Regions from separate parts of the Homo sapiens genome. Here regions 2 and 3 are each linked to region 1. A link is a contact called in ENCODE Hi-C or POLR2A ChIA-PET data. All regions are on one chromosome and are shown on one strand. Each heading gives the region's core, a stretch centred on a gene start or an enhancer-like site at or near the end of the contact. The rest is flanking DNA. Distances are from core to core; before and after follow the strand shown. Region 1 holds the start of EEF1G (eukaryotic translation elongation factor 1 gamma). Region 2 holds the start of ZFTA (zinc finger translocation associated). Region 3 holds the start of SDHAF2 (succinate dehydrogenase complex assembly factor 2).

What was found. A loop is a pair of places that touch in the nucleus more often than their neighbours do. ChIA-PET counts read pairs that join two places held with the same protein, here RNA polymerase II (POLR2A). Pooled maps may share reads with other maps.
Region 2: a loop to region 1 is called in a pooled map, with 2.5 times the contacts of the local background. The contact joins the promoter of ZFTA here to the promoter of EEF1G in region 1. A Hi-C loop is called at or near these places in 1 of 168 maps with a recorded cell type or tissue (dorsolateral prefrontal cortex) and 1 of 50 pooled maps. POLR2A ChIA-PET finds 5 or more read pairs at or near these places in 1 of 52 experiments (activated T-cell).
Region 3: a pooled map shows a loop between it and region 1 (8-fold over the local background). The contact joins the promoter of SDHAF2 here to the promoter of EEF1G in region 1. A Hi-C loop is called at or near these places in 4 of 50 pooled maps. POLR2A ChIA-PET finds 5 or more read pairs at or near these places in 3 of 52 experiments (MCF 10A, WTC11 and activated CD4-positive, alpha-beta T cell).

Annotation. Positions count from the first base shown.
Region 1 is chr11:62,572,236-62,576,696 of GRCh38, reverse strand. EEF1G (eukaryotic translation elongation factor 1 gamma) reads left to right here and starts at 2,806. Exons shown (of 10, transcript NM_001404.5): 1 at 2,806-2,866; 2 at 3,955-4,113. The coding sequence starts at 2,855. It overlaps TUT1 (terminal uridylyl transferase 1, U6 snRNA-specific), which reads left to right. Exons shown (of 9, transcript NM_022830.3): 8 at 1-40; 9 at 453-1,645. The coding sequence ends at 1,603. RefSeq lists enhancers at 759-1,720, 1,878-1,937, 1,721-2,682, 2,638-2,837.
Region 2 is chr11:63,766,995-63,771,455 of GRCh38, reverse strand. It overlaps ZFTA (zinc finger translocation associated), which reads left to right and starts at 2,681. Exons shown (of 5, transcript NM_001144936.2): 1 at 2,681-2,972. The coding sequence starts at 2,834. RefSeq lists silencers at 1,865-2,334, 2,355-2,564, 2,695-2,744, 2,965-3,264.
Region 3 is chr11:61,427,722-61,432,182 of GRCh38, reverse strand. It overlaps SDHAF2 (succinate dehydrogenase complex assembly factor 2), which reads right to left and starts at 2,059. Exons shown (of 4, transcript NM_017841.4): 1 at 2,001-2,059. The coding sequence starts at 2,036. It overlaps CPSF7 (cleavage and polyadenylation specific factor 7), which reads left to right and starts at 2,208. Exons shown (of 10, transcript NM_001142565.3): 1 at 2,208-2,269; 2 at 2,893-3,001. The coding sequence starts at 2,948. RefSeq lists enhancers at 1,929-1,988, 2,345-2,993 and silencers at 1,935-2,270, 2,129-2,298, 2,409-2,838.

The DNA.
Region 1 (4,461 bases), core at 1,557-4,056:
GCCTCAAGACTGGAGCCCAGCATAAATGTGGAGCCCCTCAGTGAGTTTGGGGAGCCTGGTAGAGGACTAGTAATGATGTTCATCAACAGTAGGTAACATATATCACACTAACTGTGTGCCAGGCATGGTTCTCACAGAAAGCCTGTGAGATACCTAATATTATTACTGCCATTTTACAGATGAAGAAACCATGTTTGGGAGCAATTAAGTGACTTGCCCAAGGTTACACTGGCTAGCAAGGAGCAGCAGCATCTGGGCAAGGACATCATGTGGGGGCAGGGAGAGAGGTTTGACCTCTTGTTTATAGGGATCAGAGAAGCCTAGCTTCCTGGGACTCTGCTGAGCCCCTTGGAAGGGAAAAAGTCCTGCTAAGGAAATGGCTCTGGTGCAGGACCTGTATCAGTTCTGGCCTCTAAGTGACCCCCCTTTCCCCACTCTTCCTCCTCCTCCAGGTTCCCTGCTAGCCCAGTTCTTCTCCTGTGTATCTTGTTGGGATCTTCGTGGCTCCCTGCTGTCCCTGCGGGAGGGTCAGGCACTGCCTGTGGCAGGGGGCCTGCCTTCTAATCTCTGGGAGGGTCTGCGCCTTGGCCCCCTGAATCTCCAGGACCCTTTTGACCTGAGTCACAATGTCGCAGCCAATGTGACCAGCCGGGTGGCTGGGCGCCTACAGAACTGCTGCCGAGCAGCAGCCAATTACTGCCGAAGCCTCCAGTACCAGCGCCGTTCCTCCCGGGGTCGGGACTGGGGGCTGCTCCCTCTTCTGCAGCCCAGCTCCCCCAGCTCCCTGCTCTCTGCTACGCCGATCCCTTTACCCCTTGCACCCTTCACCCAGCTCACTGCTGCCCTGGTGCAGGTATTCAGGGAAGCACTGGGGTGCCATATAGAACAGGCAACCAAGAGAACGCGGTCAGAAGGAGGTGGAACTGGGGAGTCCTCTCAGGGAGGGACAAGCAAAAGACTCAAAGTAGATGGACAGAAAAACTGCTGTGAGGAGGGGAAAGAGGAGCAGCAGGGATGTGCAGGGGACGGTGGGGAAGACAGGGTAGAAGAGATGGTTATAGAGGTTGGAGAGATGGTGCAGGACTGGGCCATGCAGAGCCCTGGGCAGCCAGGGGACCTGCCCCTGACCACTGGAAAGCATGGAGCCCCTGGAGAAGAGGGGCAGCCCAGCCACGCAGCCCTGGCAGAGCGGGGGCCCAAGGGACATGAGGCAGCCCAAGAATGGTCTCAGGGTGAGGCAGGGAAGGGGGCATCCCTGCCCTCCTCAGCGAGCTGGCGCTGTGCCTTGTGGCACCGAGTGTGGCAAGGGCGGCGGCGAGCCCGTAGACGCTTGCAGCAGCAAACCAAGGAGGGAGCTGGAGGTGGCGCTGGCACAAGAGCAGGGTGGCTGGCGACTGAGGCTCAGGTCACCCAGGAGCTGAAAGGACTGAGTGGTGGCGAAGAGAGGCCAGAAACTGAGCCCCTGCTGAGCTTTGTGGCGTCTGTCTCCCCGGCTGACCGAATGCTCACTGTGACCCCGCTCCAGGATCCCCAAGGCCTGTTCCCTGATCTCCATCATTTCTTACAGGTTTTCCTCCCTCAAGCAATTCGACATCTCAAGTGAAGACATGGCCCCTGAAGGGCAATAAAGCTGCTAGTTTATTAATACAGTCTCCCGTTTCCTTTCATTTCCATCTGGTCATAATCCCCCTTCCCCTCCCCCAGAACTTCCTGCAGCTGCTCCCGTCTGACCCCGAACATGGGTCTCTCCCTGTTGCTCTCCACCCCACCAGCTTCTCCTTCCTACAGTTCGCACAGCTCGAGGGGAGTGCGGGGGCAGCACCGCGCGTGGCACCTGGCACCCGCGCAGAGTTCCTGAATGGCAGAGCGGTGGGTGGCTCCAGCAGTACTGAGAAGAGCCAGGTTTGCCTCCACATTCTTCCTGTCGCCTCAGATTTATGCGCACAAGGACGGAGATTTGCGTTCAGCGTTCTTCATTCTCTCCTTTAAACGAGGAGAGTTCATCCCGTTCTTAAACTGGGTAAGAGATTTCAAACCTGAACATGGGTCAAAAGCCATGAACATCAGAAGCGACGATGTCAGGTCTTCCAGCGTCAGCCCCTCCAGGGGCCGAGTCCGGAGGAGGTGGGAGGGACAGGGCGCGTTCTCCCTCATGTCCCTGCCCTGCTTCGGGCCGGAGGGCCGGTGCCCTGCTCGCAGTAACAGCACCCTGGAGCTGTCAGGGGTTGGATGTGAGCAAACCTCACTTTGGCAGGCGGGTTCAGACCGGGGCCCCTGTTAGACGCTCATCCCTTTCTGGAGGAAAAGCAGAGCAGGAACTAAAGGGATTTAGCACACACACTGCCACCTCCGCGCAGCAGCTGTTCCTCGCTCCCATGAGTTTCATAGAATCATGTGAGGGGCTTGGCAAAATCTACCATCAAGTCACTTGTCCCTGGGAGGGCCAGAGAGGGACGCCCCCAGTAGCACTGGCCGCGCCGGGCCAACAACCGCGCCACGTAGCCAAGAACTCGCGGCTTTTCCAGCGGGTTCTCACAACTTCCCCGCCCTCCACGCTGTCTACCTCCACGTCTAGACTCCGATTGGCCCGCTGCACCTGGGGGGCGGGCCAGTCAAGAGCTCCAATGCGCAGGCCCGAGCTTTTTCCGCGCTGGCCAGCAGGCCCCACCCACCCAGTTCTTTTTCCAATTCAGCGCCACTGGATACCGAACTGTCGTACGTATGTCTTCTGTTTCGTCCTCGCTTTCCGGCTGCTGTTTCTCCACGGCTCTCCTCTTTCCCCCTCCCTTCTCTCCCGGGCGGCTTACTTTGCGGCAGCGCCGAGAACCCCACCCCCTTTCTTTGCGGAATCACCATGGCGGCTGGGGTAAGTTTGCTGGCTCTGGTGGTTCGGGTCATCCTATCCACCGCCATCCTTTGCCCGAGTGGGGCCAGTCGGCGCCAGAGGAGTTCTGAGGTTGAGTGGGGAACTGATTCGGGGGTCTACAGACTGTACTGCTGGAGAGTAGGGTTCCTAGGGCCTGGAGGGGAACTGAGGCTGGGGCTCTCGGAGGCCAGAGGTGGAAGGGTCTGGGGAAGAGGAGAAAAGAGATGCCGGGTCTGGGCCGTCCGAAGCCTGAGAAAGGGGTTCGGCTCTGTTGCCGCTTTGAGGCGTGGTATCTGGGCAGGTTGACGAACTTCTGTGTCCGTTTTGTGGAGTAACACAGGGGACAGGTTGAAGAGGAGGGTCTTTGTAGGCAGGTCCGGCTGGCACGGTTAAAGGTCGTCTCTCAGGGAGGTTTGGGAGCGAGAGGATTCTCCGGACAGTGAAGTCAGACCAATTGGACTCCGCTGGCCGGCATAATAGAGAAGCCCAACGCCGGGGAACTCGCTGCGGGACAGGACCGGAGGGATGATATTCGCGACACGGAAAGAAAGGCTTTTTGAGAGAGAGGAGTTGATTTAAGAAGACGGCATGCCATCCCCTATCTCTGGCTAGTCTGAGGGGAACTAGAAATCTCTCGATCGTCGTGCGTGCCTTAGAGACAGGACGATGCTTTTGAAGCGGTGAGCAGCTGAGCAGTAGAGTAGGCAGGCGCTCGGAACCATCAATGAATGAAGCGAGGGCTCCGGGAAGGGAGGAGAGTATGTTTGTAGGCAGATGGAGTCTGATGGAGCTAGAAGTTCTGGATTTCTTGGAGATAGATTTGAGAGGAAGAGAATACTTCCAGAGGTGTCCTTAGGGAAGGTCAAATCTGTCAACAAGCTTTATTTAGCAGTTGGTGTGTAGTTCTGTTCTTGGTATTTCGGAGGATTCTGATTACATATGACAAGTACTAAAGGACTTGGTTCACCAGAGGAAGTAAAAGGGTGAGTTGAATACATTGGGATTATTCAGGAAAGTCATCCTGGAGAGTGGCATTAAGGACTGGGACCCTTCTACTCATTAATTTTGTCCCTCTCTTTCTCCCATAGACCCTGTACACGTATCCTGAAAACTGGAGGGCCTTCAAGGCTCTCATCGCTGCTCAGTACAGCGGGGCTCAGGTCCGCGTGCTCTCCGCACCACCCCACTTCCATTTTGGCCAAACCAACCGCACCCCTGAATTTCTCCGCAAATTTCCTGCCGGCAAGGTGAGTTGGGAGATGGGGAGCATCCTTCGGTTCTGAGAAACCAAGGCCCTGCGATTCTGTCACTCTGGTGGTGGCCCCCATCTCTAAAAGGGAGCTTCCCATGTTGTTTTATTCAATTTCGGTGATTTTATTTTGAGATAAATACAGATTTACATGTAGTTGTGAAAAAAAATACAGAGCTATTCTGTGACTTTATAAAATTCACGAGTTTACTTTGTGGGAAAGAGAATGAGTTTTGACTAAGCATTTTCAGTGCAAATATATCAGATATCTGTTATGAGCAGAATTCTTACCCCAAGGGGTTTATAGAGATAGGTGAAGAAACATGCTAAGAATGGAGGAGATGAA
Region 2 (4,461 bases), core at 1,432-3,931, 1.2 Mb before region 1:
CTTCCCCAGTTGGGTGACCCTTCCTGGGGCTTCCCTTTTCCTTGGTGCTTATCACCCTCTACTGCAATCAGTGCCAGGGACCCAGGGCACCGAGGCACTGGTGCCTAGAGTGCAAGGTACTTTTAGGGGCTCATGAAAATGTTTTATTTTAAAATTAGATGAAAAAAATGTAAGGGTCAAAGACAATTTTTTTTCTCACATCAAAAAAATAAATGCGTAGGGCCCATGAAAATCTACTGAATTATTTAAATTTTTATTTTTTTTTTAAATAGAGGAAGATACCTCATGAAGACAAAAGCACCTAAGGCCTGAGAAAGTGAGAATGTGGCCCTGACTCACTGCCATTGGTTTCCCCTTCCCCCAGTGGGGTTGGGGGGTACCCCCCCACTGCATTATGTTATTCTTAAGTCTCTGCACCCCCAGCCCTGTTCTCATCACTTATGACTGCTTTCTGAACAAGAAAAGAAGTGCAGAAATAAATGAATGGCCTTGCGCAAGGCTCTTGACTCTCTGAGTCTCCATTTCTTCATCCCGACAACAAAGTTCCAGCTTCACGGGGCTGCTGCGGGGATCAAGTAGTGAGTGGGAAACTTTTAGAACTGTCAAGCGTGCAGCCGTTCCTGAGGTCGTGCAGAATGTGGGTGGGAAGGGGAGGGCAGAGGTTGTTGAAGGTGGCTCCAGGTGGCTTTGATACCTTTCTTCTGGTAATAAAATTACCCTTTTTATACACACAGAGCACTGGCAGGACAGACACCAGAGTCTCACAGGGGCTGGCCCTCAGCATTGGTTCTCTGTGGAGTGAGCAACTAAACTAGAATAAAGCACAAGGGCCCTTGGCCCCAGAAGAACAGGCTTCTTTCATTTTAGGACATTAGGCTCTTTTAGCTTCTTTTCCTTTCTTTTCTTTCTTTCTTTTTCTTTTTTTTTTTTTTTTAAACCATACTACTTAGAAGTGCGTGAAGCCCAGGTCTCTGTCTCACTTTCCCTTTGTGTTCCCGGGCCTGGCACAGATGAGGGACATAATGAATTAAGGAATCTCCCATCTCAGGGCCTGCGTGGCACCCATCAGCATCAGGGCCTCTGACCCCAGTGGGTGAGAGGAAGTGCAACCCCCCCCCGCCCCCCTGAGCGCAGGGCCTGCCGCGAAGAGAGCAGAGCTGTGAAAGGAGACTCAGTTTACCCAAGGTGGAGTCTCAAGCACGTCAACATGGGGGCTGAGGAAGAGACGGGACATCTCCGCGGCGACAGAGCCCAGAGGCACTTAAGAAATCTTAGTTCTTGTCCCCTCCTCATAAGCACTTCGGGGACAGGTTTCCTGTGTTCCAAGTAATTTAATTCCCATGGCTCCCGAAAGGCTGGAGCGGTTTCCTTTTCAGAGGCTGTGGGTGCCTCTGAGAAGGAAAGTCACAGGCAGTATCGGTCTTGCCCATGTTTTTCAGTGCTGTGTGTCCAGCGTCTGAAAGCATGCGGGCACACAGTAGGTGGTGACAAGCGGACGAACTGCCATCGGCGACAGCTGGGTAACTCGCCAGTGCAGGGAACAAAACCCGCCTCCAGATAAGAAGACCCTGCAGGCCTCCCGCACCCTGTAATTTGGATCTCCAGGAATCGCCTTTGTTGTGGGCGCCCAACCTCAGGCAAAGCGAGCACCTGCTCCTCCCGCCGGTCCTCGCAGGAGGACCCCAGGCTGCTGCGCCCCGGCTGCCTCTCCGGGTCCCTGCGCTCCGCTTCTCCGGAGCTGGGGGACCGGGGGCGCCCCGGGACCCGCAGCCAGGGTCCGCCCAGCGCTTCCGAGCCGTGGTAACGCGCCTCCCCAGGTGCCCGACACCCCGCCCGGGGCCAGCATTTTTCGCTTCCTAGGGCCGGGCCGGGGGTCTGGGGCTGCGTCAAGGGCCTCGTCAGGCACCCCCAGGCCTGCGGGGGCAGGATCCTGAGTCACCGCCGCGCACGCCCTCTCCTCCCGGCTTCCATCCTGGGGCCACCTCCAGCCCGCAGGGTCGGGCCCCGGCGCAGCCGGCTCTCTGCGGGTCTGCTGTGCGCCCCTCTCCCCAGCCCGAGTCACTGCGGCCGCCGCCCCCACCCCTGGCTGGCTCGGGGGAGCCTCGCTTGTCCGCCCCTCCCATGAGAAGCCCGAGCTCTCAGCGCTCCCGGGCGGCTCCCGCGGGAGGGGGCGCGGCCGCCCCCACGGCTCCACCCTCTCGGCGGGGCCGCAGCCATCTGGGGCCCCTGCCAGTAGCGGCCGCTCCGGGGCCCGCACGGAGCTCGCGACCCGCTTGCGCGGCGGGAGGCAGCCCCGGGCAGGGACCCCGGCCTCCTCAGCGGGCGCTCCCGGCGCTGAGATGCCCCGAGGGGGCGGTGGCCGCGAGCCGAGCCCGGGTGGAAGCGCGTCGCAGCGGACGCGGGCGCCCCTCGCCACCTCAGTGACCCTTTGGGAGCCGGGACCGGAGCCCCGCAGGCGGCGGTGCGGGCCCGCGGGGGCGGCGAGGTCCGTGCCCCTAGCGTCCGGAGCGGGCGCAGGCTGCTGAGCCTCGGCTGGGCTCGTTGCCTCCCGCCTTTCCCCCCAGCCCCCCGCGAGCTGGCAGGAGGAAATAGCGCGCGGCCCCTTTAAATTTACCCAGGAGCCCTTAAAGGAGCCCCAGGGGCCCCAGACAGGAATCCCCACCCCGGTCCAGCCCGCGCCGCCGAGCGAGCAGCCTGCCGTCCGTGCGGCCGGCCGCCCCGTGCATGCGCCCCGCGCCCCGGGGCCCCGCGCAGCGAGCGCTCCGCGCGGGCTGCCGCCGGCCCCGCGGCCCCGCGCCCCGCCGCCCCGGGGCCCCGCTCCGCAGCGCAGCGCATGGAGCCCGGCGGGGACCACCGGAGCCGGAGCAGCGGCGGCAGGGGCGGCCCCGGGCCAGCAGTGGCCTCGGCACGGGGCCGACGGCTGCCGCCCGCCGGATCGAGCGGCAGCGCGGAGCCAGAGGAAGACGAAGGCGGTAAGAGCTGGGGCCGGCGGCCCGGGCGGGGGCCCCGGCGTGGGGGAAGGGAGGGCTGCGGCTCGGGGCCCCTCTCCGCCGCCGAACAAAGCGGGGGACGCGGGCAGGGCGGCCGGGGGCGCCACCTGGTGGGCGCGGAGCGCGGCTGCAGGGCTGGCGGGGGAGCCCCCCGCCCAGCTCCCGGGGTCGGCTCGCGGGGCTCGGGCGGCTCGCCTCCCCCTTAAAGGGCCCCGCTGCCGCCCGCAGCGCCCCGCCTTGGGGGCCAGGCCCGAGGGGCCCCACGGGGCAGGGCGCCACGGAGCGAGGCTGGACTTTGGCCCCCGCCCCTTTCTCTTTCAGACTCCCAGGTGGTCTCCCTAATCGGGCTTTCTCTCAAAAGTCCGCCCAGACCCTGGGTCCCCTTCGGGGGCTTTTCCCCAGCGGAGCTGAGCTCAGCTCCGAACTCTGCTGTTTTAAATCGGGCTGCTCCTCTCGTCTCGTGGCCTTGTGAGAGACATGCACCCTTTTTCTTTTCTCCCACATTCTCCCTAGGAAAGTGCATCGCTTGCGCCCCGGGGGCCCACACCATCTTTTCCCACCGCGGGCAGTTTTTAAAGCGATGGGTTCGCCCACAAAGGCAGGCACCCCTCCGGCCGGTGCATTCTCCCTTCCCTTCTTTTCAGAATTTTTTTTTGCCCTAATTTGTCAGCTCTAGCGGAACCAACCAGTCCTCCTCGTTCGCTCTCAAAGGAGACTGTTGACTCATTTCCCGGCTGCAGGGTCACGCCTTAAGACCCTTGAGGGTTTCCTCCAGGCCAGGGAGACTCTGCCCGAATCTCCAGGCTCCCCTCCCGGTCTCTCCCCTCCCAGAAACGCCCCATCCCCTTTTGTTTTTAAAGAACCTCGGCTCCTCCCCCTTTTTCGGCTCTTAAAGGGCCAATCCACCTTAGACTAGCCTGGATCCAGCGCTGGAAGGATGCTTAGAGACCAGCCAGCTAGCCAGTGTCGTTGCAGACAAAGAAGCTCAGGCCCAGAGTGCGGACATGACCTATCAAAGGTCACAGAGCAAGTTACCAGTGAAGCCAGGACTTGAACCCAGGCCTATGACTCCGAAGCCAGTGGATTCTATGGATCTACTTAAATAAAAACTAAAACAAAAAAACTTCCACAAGGGTGACAGGAGCCCTTTCTGATCCTGTCTTTTGTTTTCCCAACCCTGTGATTCTCCACTGGGAGAATGACCAGAACCTGCCTGTGTGCCCAGGAGACCATTTTTCTAAATCAAGAGGGGTGGGAACTGTAGGGAGGGTAGGGGACTGCTCTGGGTGGGTGTCTGGCACAGGGAACACCATTGGGTTAGTGGGGCCTCTCCAGTGCCCGCCCTTCTGACTGCTGGGCAGTGGCCGGCTCCCTGCCAGAGCAGCAAATAAAGCCCCAGAAAGACTTAATGGGCTTCAGTGGATGGTGGCCACTCCCTGCCGCAGTGTCATTAGTTGTCACTCTGGTGGCC
Region 3 (4,461 bases), core at 810-3,309, 1.1 Mb after region 1:
ACTTCTCAGACGCACTCCCGCCTCAGCCTCTCAAGTAGCTGGGACTACAGGTGTGTACTACCACACCTGACTAATTTTTTTTAGTAGAAAAGGGGTTTTGCCATGTTGCCCAGGCTGGTCTCGAACTCCAGGACTCACACGATCCACCCACCTCGGCCACTATTTACTTTAGGTATAAATGGATTAAACTCCAGGCCTGGCGCGGTGGCTCACGCCTGTAATCCCAGCACTTTGGGAGGCTGAGGCGGGCAGATCACGAGGTCAGGAGATCGAGACCATCCTGGCTAACACGGTGAAATCTCGTCTCTACTAAAAATACAAAAAATTAGCCAGGCGTGGTGGGGGGCGCCTGTAGTCCCAGCTACTCCTAAACCAGGAGATTGGCGTGAACCCAGGAGGTGGAGCTTGCAGTGAGTCGAGATCATGCCACTGCACTCCAACCTGGGCGACAGAGCGAGACTCTGTCTCAAGAAAATAACATAACATAACATAACCTCCCCAACCAAAAGACATGAAGTGGCTGAATATAATGAATTAAAAAAAAGATTCAACTATATGCCGCACAAGAGACATTTTATTAAAATCTGGAAATCAATGGCAAAAGAAAAGGTGGAAAATTCACAAATATGTGGAAATTAAACAACACACTCTTGAACAATCAATGAGTCAAAGAAGACATCAAAAGGAAAATTAGAAAATATCTTGAGACACGCCGGGAATGGTGGATCACACCAGTAATCCCAGCACTTTTTGGAAAGCTGAGGCAGGAGGATCACTTGAGGCCAGGAGTTTGAGACCAGCCTGGGCAACATAGTGAGAACCTGTCTCTACGAAAAAAAGAAAAAAGAAGGGAAACAACAGGCCGGGCGCGGTGGCTCACGCCTGTAATCTCAGCACTTTGGGAGGCCGAGAAGGACGGATCACCTTAAGTCTGGAGTTCGAGACCTGCCTGGCCAACAAGGTGAAACCCCATCTCTACAAAAATACAAAAATTAGCCAGGCATGATGGCGATGCCTGTAATCCCAGCTACCTGGGAGGCTGAGGCGGAAGAATCGCTTGAACCCGGTAGGTGGAGGTTGCAGTGAGCCAAGTTCGTGCCATTGCACTCCAGCCTGGGCGACAAGAGCAAAACTCCGTCTCAAAAAAAAAAAAGGAAAACAACAAAAAACAAACAAAAAGGAAATATCCTGAGACAAACTAAAACCCAACATATACAAAATTATGAGATGCGACAAAAGCTGTACTAAGAAGGAAGTTTATAGTGTAAACGCCTACATCAAAAAAGAATAAAGATCGAGTCCCTGGGTCTGCAGGAAAAAAAAAAAAGAATAAAGATAGGGATGGGGGTAGGAGGGGAAGATAGAGGCAAAGTTAGTTACTTTATAACAGCAGGCTAGGAAAAAAGAATAATAAGTTCCAGTGTTCTATTACATATTAGAGTGACTACAGCTAATAACACTGTACTGTATATGTCAAGATGCTAGAAAAAGATCTTGAAAAGTTATTACCGTAAATAAATGATAAAGATTTGAGGTGATGGACATGCTAACTACGCTGATTTGATTATTCGATGTACACATGTATTAAAACATTATACTGTACCCCCATAAACACGTACAATTATATGTCAATTATAAACAAACAAAAAGCTGAAGATACTATGTGAAACCACGAAAAGCATTAAAGACTAAAGAACGGGGAGAAGGGGAGCCCAGGGAAGTTGGGCTAATCCCGCCTGGGACGTAGGTGAGAGGCGAATTGGGTCTTGGACGATGACTGATCGTTTAAGCAGATATTTCCAGACCGGCACACAGTAGGCTCACCAAAGAATGGAAGCGACCTTTATTTCCTGAGTTGCAGGATCGGCCTCTCCCTGGGCCTGCCCTTGCCCTGCGCTATCGGGCAGACGAACTCTCCCCAAGATAGAGACCACAGAGGAAGACAAAGGGTAATCCCCGCTGCCGCCCGCCCCGGACGCTAGAACGTTCTCTCTCCTCACCAGCGACGAAGTCGAGAACACTGTAGACACCGCCATTTTCCCCACCTGCACCGGAAACCGGCTGCGCGGGCACTTCCGGGAACTCCTAGCCGCCCGGCCAGCCGACCACGGCAGCCACGGAGGAGCTGAGCCGGAAGGTGCGTCCCTGCGCATGCCGGAAGTGGCGGTGCGTGTGACGCCGGCGGCGGGGGGGGCGGGACCTGGGGCGGAGAGCGGTTCGCGCGCTTCGGGCCTAGTCCGGACTCGCCGCCGCCGCCGCCATATTCCCGGTAACGGGGGCGCGCGGTCGGGGGCAGGTTGGGCCGGAAGAGGGGTCCGGGCCGGCACTGAGGCGGGAAGGGGGTCGGTTGAGATGGGACGGCCGGAGTCTGCGGGCGGAGGGAGTCGCGGGCCTTTTGAGGGAGGAGGCAGAGCGCGCCGGGCCGGGTTTGTCGGGAGGGAGCGGGGCGGGCCTAGCTGGGGGCGAAGAGTAGGCCTGGGTTGGGGGCAGAGGCGGCTGGAGCTGCTTGACACCTGGGGGCTCTGGCCGGAGCCGCCTTGGGGGCTAGGCAGGTGCAGCGGATAGGGGCTGCGGGCTTCGCCGCGGTCATTCTTCGCAACGCCGTCCTAGGGCCACTAGGACCCGAGGGTGGGACTTTTCCGTCGCGCCATAGGCAGCTGCGGCGCAGACGCGGCGCTACCCGGGTCGGGCCCGAGGGTGATGGGCAGCGACCCCCGGCGGCCTGGGAGAGCGGTGGGCGGCGCGAGGCCGGGGGCGGGGCGGAGCGGGTGGGGCCGAGCTGGGGCCGCCAGGATGCTGCGTCTCTGGAGATGGGAGGTTAGCAATCATTACCCTCTTCCCAGCCCAGGACCCTCGTGCCTTCTAATTCTTGCATTTTTCCGAATCCCGCAGTGGCATCTTCCTTACTTTGTCCATCCTCCGGACTCGCGATCTTCCTTCCGGAGCCATGTCAGAAGGAGTGGACTTGATTGATATATATGCTGACGAGGAGTTCAACCAGGTGAGGTGTCATCAGGAGCTTTGGGATTTTCCTTGATCATCTGAGGAATCATTTTCAGCAAACTGGCAGTGGTTTCAAGCTGTACCAGTCCTAGGCTTGAACACGCGTCTATCCGGTCTAAAATTTTTCTCCTGCAGAAACTTTAAAGACTACACTCCATTCCTCTTTATGTTAATTTGAAGCTCCAGGCTTAATTTTAAAGGCTTTGATTTAAGAGCAAATAAAAAGCAGGTGTAATAGAATGGTGAATCAACCTGTGGAATTTACTCCCCAGGAAGCCAAAGGTGGGTGTCAGACTAACCACACTTAAAAATCAAAAGTACATTTGCTACGGTATTCATGAGGACAGTGTTGATACCGGTTCCTTTACATTCTCAACCTGCAGCTGGAGAAGTGTAGTCCCCTCCATCGTGACAGTGCAAAAGCAAAGTAGAAAAGATGACTTTAACATTTAGTTTCAACTCCATTCCAATTAAGTTTTACTTCCTTTTATAAGTAGGTTGACTCCAGTCATGAGAAGTCCACAGGCATTTTGGTATAATAAATTGTATTGGTTACCTTTAGTCTTTCTAGAGGGAATAAAAGAGTAAAGACGTTAGACAAACCAGTTAGAAAACTGATAATAGACCCATGCACATACCCTCAGTTGGATTTGTTTTTATTGTACCAGGGAACATTATACAGAAATTTATCTAGAGCTGGGCAAGGTGGCTCTTGACTGTAATCTCAGCTGCTCTGGAGCCTGAGATGGGAAGATTACTTAAGACCAGAAGTTCAATACCAGCCAGGGCAACATACCAAGACCCAGTCTACAAAAATGTAAAAAAAAACAACAACGAGATATGGTGGCTTGTGCCTGTAGTCCCATCTACTCTGGAGAGTGAGGCAAGAGGTACTCCCTGAGCCCAGGAATTCAAGGCTGCAGTGAGCCATGATTGGGCCGCTGCACTCTATCCTGGGCAACAGAACAAGACCCTGACTCTTAAAAACACAAGAAAAATTCTCTCAAAGAAATAATCTTCCATGCAGTTAAGTTTTTCAGTCTTGAGGTCAATTCTCAAGAATGTTCCAAAATTTCTATTGAAAACGTACTAATATCTTGCCTGGGTTATTTTCAGCACCATTCTATGTAAGTAAGCTGGCTCTTCCCATTTGCATCTTCCAGTGGGTACACATAAGGACCTGGTAAGAGCATGTATTGAATGGGTTAGAAAGGGAAAGTTCCCTGGTTTGACCCTGACTTTGATATGAGGCAACAGAAGAGGCGGATACATGCCATTTATTTTTCACTTGGCATAAGTTTACATGAAAATCTATTTTTTGATGTATTATGGTTTTATAACATGGAAATTATAAACCATACACAAAAGCAGAATAATGTAATGACCTTGTACCCATTATACAGCTTCACCAATTATACTTTTTAATGGCAGGTTTCTTGTCTCTGTTGTGGTTAACTG